Regions from separate parts of the Homo sapiens genome. Here region 1 is linked to region 2. A link is a loop called in an ENCODE intact Hi-C map of the cell type or tissue named here. Cell type or tissue: A673. All regions are shown on one strand.

Region 1 (5,000 bases), 440 kb before region 2:
AAAATATTTTGAAGCAATAAGAGATTCTGTGAACCAGTAGCTTCCCCAATATAGTCATGCATAGCTGGGGCTAGAATTCAATCACAGAAATATTGTTTGTTTTTCTTCTTTCCACACACAGTTAAAGAAAACATAAAATAAATTCATTAATCTTAAACTATAATAAGCTCCAAATTGTAGAATCAGAAAGACTACAATTGGTTTTTTACATTTCAGGTAAAATTATAAGATATAATCTTATCACATAGCAGCCAAAAAAAATCTTAAAAATCTAAAATAAAATGATTGCTTATGTAAATGCAGATTTGAGATTATTATAAGAGGAGAAGATCATTATTCTTTTCAGTTTCAAAGGAAATGAATTCTAAGATTTTAGTCAGAAAATGGCATTAGTGTAACACTCAGAATTGATAACTCTTTAAGTGTTATTTAATAGGGTTGAACATTGTTAATTTCAGGGTGATGGTAGGCTCTTCTCCCTGTGGTGAATGAACAAACAAAGACGATAAAAGTCAATCAAGAATTCAGAATCACAACAAGGGTTCTACTAATTTACTTTCATGGTACATTTTAGTTATTTTTAAAGCTCTCTTACATTCAACAATAAGTACATACTACTAGACATCGCTATGGGATGCCAATTGTACCATGACTATGAATTATTTGTAGAAAAGTAGAATGAGTGTTGTAATTTTTTTAAAGATATAATTGATTAACAGCTTCACATCTAGTATATTCTAGGAAGCCTGAGAGAGAGGGTTTAGATGTGAAAACACAAATTATGTAATTACTAAATCAACCCCCTCTTGTCACTCATTGAATAGTAATCCTTTCCACATCAGTTTTTGGCATGATTTTAATGACTAAAAATAAAAGTACTGTTTCATTTTCAGATTGCAATTTAAATAGCAATGCAATCATGCCAGAGATTTAATGAAAAAAAAATTCTGATATATTCTTATATGCAACCCGACCATAATGTAATGAGACTGCTGTGTCCTATCACAGATTAAGAATCCTGACAAGGTTTTCTCAAAGGCATTCCATATAGAACAAGTCCCTCTAAAACAAGATTCTTTCGGATAGTCTTGCTGAGGGGTAGTACAGTGTAGTAATTAAGAGCATAGGCTCTGGAACCTGATCATAGGAGTTCAGAAGCTATTTCTGTCATTATTCCATTTTGATCCAGTATTGCCTTTAGATTAGGCTGAAAGGGCCTGTGTTCTGAGCTCTATGTCTAGAGGGCCCCCCAAATCACAAAAACTGAAATGCAAAGTTTTTTTTTTCAGCCTCTTAACATGTTTTGAAATTTCATAAAAGGAGGGAAGACATGAAGGAAAGAGGTAAAAACCAAATTGGGTTTCACAAACCAGATAATCTCAGGCTAACAAGAAATGTGGGCAAGGATAGGTAGAGCCAGGGTGAAGAAATCAAAACTGCCGCCCCTAGGAAAATCAGATGAAATATGCTTTATACCAGGGAAACTTGTTTAAAGATGGATGACCCAAATCTTCCTAAGTGGGGCCTGAGCAGCCCAAGTTTCTCTGATAACTATACCACTTCCCATGCTATGCCCATCTGATGTAGTTTTGAGTGGTAAATAGAAAGACCTGGAAATCCTAAGATACAAAAGTGAGGTGCTGGAGAGGAGAGCCTGCTCACCACCAGTTTATCCTGGTCAGTTTCTATCCCAGGTATAGGTGGATCCAGTTGCATCCTAAAGGCAACATTGGCCAGGGCCAGACTCTGCCCCTCATCTTTCCTTGTCCCAGCAGATTTTTCACTGTACTCAGGCTGCAGAAAGCAAGTATCAATTTATGTTTGGCTTCTTAGTTTGTAAGACTGATCCCAGGGAAGAGAGCTGCTAATCCCTGCATGAGAATACAGGCCAGCCAGAGGGAGCCACTTCAATTATAAAATTTAAATATCTCGACACTTTTGACATTTTTGTCAACCAATTGTATACATCATTTTCCCTGTCTTATGACTGAGACAATTTCAGCACAGCACTTAAAATCGCCTGAACTATGTCCATATGGCCACTCCCCCCTTTTAAACAGGATTTAACTAAATATAAATGCAAATTTTATATGAATATATAGTTCATGATACACTGCTATTTTTCTTTTTCTTTTCTTTTCTTTCTTTTTCTTTTTTTAGACACAGAATACGAAGGCTACCATTTATATTCTTGCCCTCAGCCACACAAATGTTAGGAGGGAGCCCAGTGTGATCTCAGTCAAGTTACTTAACTTTTCTCTTTGCTTCACTTTTCTCATTTGTGAAACAAGTAGAATAACAATAGAACCTACCACATAGTGCTCATGTAAAGATTGTCTCATTGGCAGGGCGTGCTGGCTCACGCCTGTAATCCCAGCACTTTGGGACGCCAAGGCAGGCGGATCTTGAGGTCAGGAGATCTAGACCATCCTGGCTAACACGGTGAAACCCCGACTCTACTAGAAATACAAAAATAAAGCCTGGCGTGTTGGCAAGTGCCTGTAATCCCAGCTACTTGGGAGGCAGAGGCAGGAGAATCGCTTGAACCCAGGAGGCAGAGGTTGTAGTGAACCGAGACTGCACCACTGCACTCTAGCCTGGGCGACAGAGAGAGACTCCGTCTCAAAGTAAAATAAAATAAAATAAAATAAAATAAAATAAAATAAAATAAAATAAAATAAAATAAAATAAAAAAGATTATGTGCATTAATAGAGGTAAAGTGCTTGAACAGGGTCTGGAACCTGACAAACATTAGGTACATATTTGTTATATTTATAAGTGTGTTAAGTATTTTGTAGATTGTATCTTTTTTTTTTAATTATACTTTAAGTTTTAGGGTACATGAGCACAACGTGCAGGTTTGTTACATATGTATACATGTGCCATGTTGGTGTGCTGAACCCAGTAACTCGTCATTTAACATTAGGTATACCTCCAAATGCTATCCCTCCCCTCTCCCCCCACCCCACAACAGGCCCCGGTGAGTGATGTTCCCCTTCCTGTGTCCATGTGTTCTCATTGTTCAATTCCCACCTATGAGTGAGAACATGCGGTGTTTGGTTTTTTGTCCTTGCAATAGTTTGCTGAGAATGATGGTTTCCAGCTTCATCCATGACCCTGCAAAGGACATGAACTCATCATTTTTTATGGCTGCATAGTATTCCATGGTGTATATTTGCCACTAAATCCTTATTTTATAGTGTAGATATTGTTACTTTCTCCAATATGCATGTTAGAATGGAGGCCCAGACAGATAATCTTACTCAAAATTACACAAAATGGAATATGCAAAGCTGTAATTTGCACTGGATATATGTGAATCAAGATCTGGCTCTGTTTACGACTATGGCAGTATCAGCCTCCTACACTGGCAACCCCATGGTTAATTCTCAGATGGAATGTATTAAGTCAGTAATTTAATCATCTTAAGTCACTAATTTATAACATTGTCCATCATTTCAGAGTCACATATTTAAATTTGTAGCAAACAATATGTTAATACCTGACACTAGTGAAAAAATCAAAGGTCCCATAAGAGTTTTGACCATGCCAATCATTAGCTATGTGTTCTTGGTTAAGCTCATTCCATTTTTTCAAAGTAAATTACAGCAAAAAAATACCAATCCTTGAACTTCTGAGCTATAATGAAAATTAATGCAATTAATTATTTTAGGGTATATTTTATGCAATCCACAGGAATATGTATTTTAAAAATATAAATTAAATAAGGAAATGATTGACTCTTGGCTGGGAGCGCTGGCTCACAACTGTAATCCCAGCACTTTGAGAGGCCGAGCCTGGTGGATCACTTGAAGTCAGGAGTTCAAGACCAGCCTGGCCAATATGGTGAAACCCTGTCTCTACTAAAAATGCAAAAATTAGCCAGGTATGGTGGCGTGTGCCTATAATCTCAGCTACTTGGGAGGCTGAGGCATGAGAATCCCTTGAACCCAGGAGGCAGAGGTTGGAGTGAGCCTAGATCGTGCCACTGCACTCCAGCATGGGCAACAGAGAGAGACACTGTCTCAAAAAATAAAAAATAAAAGAAAATAAGAAAATGACCGACCCTTAAGCAGAAAACAGTCTAGAAAGAGACACAGAAATCTGTGACGGCCAGGAAGAAAGGTTTTTGTCTTTCTTAGCATTCTTACTCTTTACCTTCTCCCATCATGATCCCAGAAAAGATAAGTCGTTTGGATTGTTCAAATTTGGAAACCCTAATTGGCCTGTAGTCCTTGCTGGATAAGGTTACGTACACTGTCTCTGCACAGGATGTGGTTTTCTCTTTTATCTCTCCCTTCCTTAGAGCTAAAGATTAAAGGGCTAAAGCTCTATCAGTCTCCTATTGCTGCATAACAAAGTACCCCTAAATTTAGTGACTTAAAAAAGAAACTATTTTAGCTGGGTGTAGTGGATCACACCTGTAAACTCTGGGAGTCTGAGGCAGGTGGATTATCTGAGCTCAGGAGTTTGAGACCAGCCTGGGCAACATGGTGAAACAGTCTCTACAAAAAATACAAAAATTAGCCTGGCATGGTGGCACACACTTATAGTTCCAGCTACTTGTGGGGGCTGAGGTGGGAGAATTGCTTGAGCCCTGGAGGCAGAAGCTGCAGTGAGCCCTGTTTGCTCCATTGCACTTCAGCCTAGGTGACAGAGTAAGACCCTCTCTCAAAACAAACAAAACCCTATTTGCTCACTGTTCTTCAGGTCCACAATTTGGTCTTGACTGTGGTCCCCCTTGGGGTCACTCGTATGATTTTATCTATCTGGTGGTTTAATTGGGACTGAAGGTCTAAGGTGGCCTCATTCATAAATCTGCAGATGATTGGTGTCAGCTGTGAATTGGACCATGTATCTGTGGCAGCCCTGCCTGGGACTTTTTATATGACAACAGCATTCCAAGAGAATGAGAGCAGAAGCTGCATGTTCTTTTGAGGAATCATCTTAGAACTCCCTAATTAATCACTTTCTGCTTCATTCTATTAGTCAAAGCAGA
Region 2 (5,000 bases):
AGAATGCCTTAACCTCCTGGGAATGCAGCCCACTAGGTCTCAGCCTTATTTTACCCAACCCGTATTCAAGATGGGTTCGCTCTGGTTTGAACTCCTCTGACACAAGTAGCCTGGGCTGAGGTATAGTATTAGTTTTCCTTCTCTTTGCCACAGGGTGAGAGCATCTCATCAACAGTTACCTGCACATTGCACATCAGTTACCCAGCAGACATGGTGGCCAATAATGATGTAAGACATTGCTTGGCCCATGCAAACGACCCTATATTTATAATGCTCTCTTCCATGCTTAAGTCTCTAAAACAGATGTAGAAACTCTAAATTCCCTGAAGGAGCAGTGTAAAAAAAAAAAAGCACTCAGCACCTAAAGGTTGGAACTAACCAGAATCAGTTTGAGATTCTTCCAAACTCCAAACGAGGACAAGGTGAAATCCACCCACATCACAAAGTTTTTTGGACATGGACATCTCCAAGTCTAGAAATGAACGATTCCTGAAGATCTACAACTGTAGCATGTTTTATGTAAAATTGTAATATAAGAGCAGTGAAAATAGTTTTATTTTAAACGTAAGTAAATAATTTAAACAAAACTAGGGACAAAGAAGGAGAAATTCTGAATAGTAAAGGTCATATAGGTTTAAAAAATTTATGTAAAAATGGGTCAGATTATTACACAGCATCTCATGGACCAATCGCCTCACTTTATACATTAGGAAACTGAAATTTAGAGAGGTCGATCAATTTCCCTAAGGTTGAGTGGTGGAAATGAGACAAACCCAAGAATCTATTCCTCTCTGTCACTTATTAACTGAGTTTCCAAAATTCAGCTTTATTTCTGTGTATCCTGCTTTATTCTCAGCTAGATAATCAGTTTGTAATCTTTGAATAGATTGTTAACCTTAGCTTGCTACATAAAGCTAATACCTAATAGCAGGTTCTTTTGAGTTTATTTGGAGAGCCTTTTCTTTTGCAAAACAATCTTTCTTTATCTCTGTTCTCTTCTTTAGAGTAACATTTCCTCTGGTATTCTACCTCCTTTAACTCTAGTTCCCACTTGTTTTTATCACAGCCCCATATGAAGTCATTCCATTATCCCATCTCCTTGTAATTAACTTCTAGGATATTTCCCTAAGAAGTATTCAGAATGATGTAACAACTTTAATTTCTAATAGTGTCATACTAGTATTCAACTGAGATATCTTAAACATAATCTACTTGCAGCATAACATATAAATATGCGTATGCCATTTTCAATGTAAAAAGTGATTTTTTGTGGCATTACTATTTTTGCTTCAAAAATAAGTAGGTATATTACTTTATTTGAAAAAATAGCATATATTTCTTTATTACATAATATTTATTACTTTATTTGAAAAGTATAGAGGTGAGAAAATTAAGTAACTATTGAACACCAAGTTGAAGAGCAGGGTCTGGAATTTAGGTCTCTGATTCAAAATTCCATGTTTTTCCTGCTATGCCAAAACCTCTTCAGAAAAATTGTTAGGCTTGGCCCTTCTGTTGCTGGAGAATCAGAATTCATAGAAGCTGAATAAATTCACGTGTGAACTTCTGGTTTTGGGGGAGTGAGCAACTCAATCATACTGGCCTCCTGCTTCTGATCAGGAGCATGAGAAGCAGCAATATATGGATGTCTAGATTAAACAACCATTTGTCATTGACAAAGAACAGTAGCGAAGTGCCTTGGGAACTTATTGGGGTCAGATAGGAAAAGGATAAACAGGCATCACACATGGGTAGACAATGATTGGAGAGAATGTTCCAAAGCAAGTCATTCCTGGCAATGGAATTTTGTAGGGAAGAACTGAAACCGGCCATGCCTCCCACCCCTGGTGATTATCCTTAAGAGAGACATGGCCCTGTTGTGTCTGGAATCTCCTAATTGCTTCCTCCATTCGCTCACAATCAATCTGAATATAAAGTAAACTTTGCTCTTTAAGACAGGAAATGATCCTTAGAATCTGAAGAAATTATATTTTCTGACCTAACCCATGACATCAGTAAGATTGAGGAGGAATGCCCATGTTGACGGAGGCACAGTGAGGAGTGGAATAGGGTGGCTCACACACTGCACACATCCCCCCTGACAGCTGACAGTTCATGAATTCACCTAAAATAGGTGACCATCTCACACAGGACAGAATTCAATGAATAAGGGGATAGTTTTTCTCTCCAACGACCCCACAAACTCTTTCTGCTCCATTGTGAAATCTAAACTTTGCATGTCCTATTGCTCAAGAAGTCTAATAACTGCCTTTAAATAGGTGCACTCTCATGAAATGGTATCTGCCGCCATGAAAGTGGATGGGTTTGAGTTTCCCAATGGAACAGCCATGAAAAAGAAACCATGCCTGTGCTTAGGTTGAACAATTAAGTCACAATTCTCATTCTGGACTTTTTTTCTCAAACTAGAAGATCAAAATGGCATTGCTCTACATCCTCCATAGATAACGCATATAAACAAATCAAAAAGATAAAATATTTTCATTTCTCTCTGGAAGTTTTTTTTGTTTTTTTTTTTTTTTTTTTTGAGACGGAGTCTCGCTCTGTCGCCCAGGCTGGAGTGCAGTGGCGGGATCTCGGCTCACTGCAAGCTCCGCCTCCCGGGTTCACGCCATTCTCCTGCCTCAGCCTCCCAAGTAGCTGGGACTACAGGCGCCCGCCACTACGCCCGGCTAATTTTTTGTATTTTTAGTAGAGACGGGGTTTCACCGTTTTAGCCGGGATGGTCTCGATCTCCTGACCTCGTGATCCGCCCGCCTCGGCCTCCCAATGGAAGTTTTTAAGAAAGTCGTAGTTAAACCCTAACACTTCCGTGCAGTCTTTCAATTAGTGACTGGGCTCCCCCTACTGGAGCTTTGAGGTATTGTATGCATCCTGTGTCATTTCTACCAATGCACATAAAGTCTTTGATTTTTCTTTTTAATCTTCATAAACGAAGGACCTCATTAGGGAATTTCAACGCTCTACATTTTCTTATTCTTCTTCTTTTCTTTGATTTACTGCCTCATGGACCCATTTATCCTTTTGCAAGTGTTTTCTGAGCACTGCTATGCTAAACTCAGTGAGAACACATATGGGAAATTTTGCATGTTTGAATATGTAATTATGAACAGGACTTTGAGAAATTAAAGGATGTCCCAAGGAGGGACTCTGGAGGCTGTCTGCACATTGAGAACAACAACTGAAGTAATTACAAATGTAATTACAAACTAATTACCATATTTAATATAATATAATTACAAATATAATTACAAATATTACAAAGCCTGAACAAGAAGAAGCTGAGATTATAACTGTCTTCACATATCAAAAGGTCTCTCGTGCAAAAAAGAGCTTAGACTTATTTTTTATTGCTTATGGCAGGATTTCTTGGCCTTGGCACTATTAACATTTTGAGTTGGATGATTATTTGTTATAGGAGGTTTCCTGTACATTATAGGATTATAATCATTATAGAGCCAGCGTCCCTGAATTTCACCCACTTAATGCAGTGGCACCCAGTTGTGCAATCCAAAAATGCCTATAGACATTGCCAAATGGACCCTGGGGGACAACATCATCCCAATTGAAAACCACTGCTCTGGAATCTAGATTCCAAAGGAATTTCCAAAAGAGATATTCAATTGGCAGGACTCTGAACACTGTCTTACCAAAGTGGCTCCATACTTACACATTTTACGAGATGAGTTGCTACAGAGATGTCATACTCAGATCAAGAAAAAAAAATCAAAAACCAGTGTTTGAGCACAAGTGGAATTGTGAGGCTTGAATTTTAATAAATTCCCTTTCCCTGGAAGAATGCAACGGAGGTATGGTAATATCAGTAGGAGAATCTGTAAGATTCTACCCAACAAGTAGGTGCTAAGAGGTGTCATTTCTAAGGTCTCCATAATTGTGATTCTTTATCATGATTCTTTATCATGATTCTATATGGTTTTGTTATCCAGACGCAGACATTGTGACCACACAGAACATCATTATTAGAGACAACTTTGATTGGCTCTTCCCTTGAACAAGTTGAAGACATGTATGGCCATAATTTAAATTCTACCATTTATTTTTTGTTCTGATTGTCCAAAATGCCTAATCCTTTTTAGAATCTATGATTAAAACCCATCTGCTTTCTTTTCATGTTATCCAAAACAGTGGAGACTATTTTACACCTTTTTCTTTTTTAGCTGTTTCGGAATATATGCTGGAATTACAGAAAGAAAGAGCAAAACTGCACACACTGACCCCCCAATAGCAGATGTTTTGGATCATTGATGTAAGAGTGTCTTGGTTATAGTGTAGTTTAATATCTTACTGTGCTGCTAATTAAAAAATTTCAGAATGTTGTCAGATATGCTCACACATCTCCCAATGGAGAAAAATCTTTACTTTGTTGGCATGCCCTCGCCTTTTAATTTTTTTAACTACCCTAATCCCAAAGCTATTTTCAAGAGGTTAGACATTTCCCAGCATTTCCCTCAGTACCCTCAGGCTCAGGAAAATCAGAAAGATACCAAGCTGTAGGGTCACCTCTGGGCAATGTGTTACCTGGATCATGAGCACAGTTTAAAGAACTGTTCAGCATTGCCTAAAAATGAGACATTTTACACTGACAATTAGAAGATTGTACACATACCAGTATTTTTTAAATTAATTTTAAGCCCCAGAAATCTTTCAAATAGTTGGCTAGACCTATTACTGCGTTATTTAATGCATCAGTTATTAGATCATTTTTTAATTAAAAAGACAATGGAAGGCTGGGCATGGTGGCTCACGTCTGTAATCCCAGAAGTTTGCGAGGACGAGGCGGGCGGATCACCTGAGATCGGGGGTTCGATACCAGCCTGACCAACATGGAGAAACCCCGTCTCTACTGAAAATACAAAAATATAGATGGGCGTGGTGGCGCATGCCTGTAATCCCAGCTACATGGGAAGCTGAGGCAGGAGAATCACTTAAACCCGGGAGGTGGAGGTTGCAGTGAGCCAACA

The links. A loop is a pair of places that touch in the nucleus more often than their neighbours do. Peaks named below come from ENCODE experiments on the same cell type or tissue, not always from the same donor. Only the 100,000 strongest peaks of a DNase experiment are listed, where the experiment ranks them.
Region 1: a loop joins it to region 2, with 5 times the contacts of the local background. A loop is called at or near these places in 5 of 110 quality-filtered maps.

Annotation. Positions count from the first base shown.
Region 1 is chr11:37,442,686-37,447,685 of GRCh38, reverse strand. No RefSeq gene overlaps it. Among named protein-coding and RNA genes, the nearest start is that of LINC02760, 490 kb to the left of the region's middle. In A673, a CTCF peak has its summit at 1,909; no DNase peak of the experiment used is centred here.
Region 2 is chr11:37,001,565-37,006,564 of GRCh38, reverse strand. No RefSeq gene overlaps it. Among named protein-coding and RNA genes, the nearest start is that of RAG2, 410 kb to the right of the region's middle. In A673, a CTCF peak has its summit at 2,887 (motif pointing left); DNase peaks (open chromatin) are centred at 2,874 and 3,514; H3K27ac peaks cover 2,363 bases.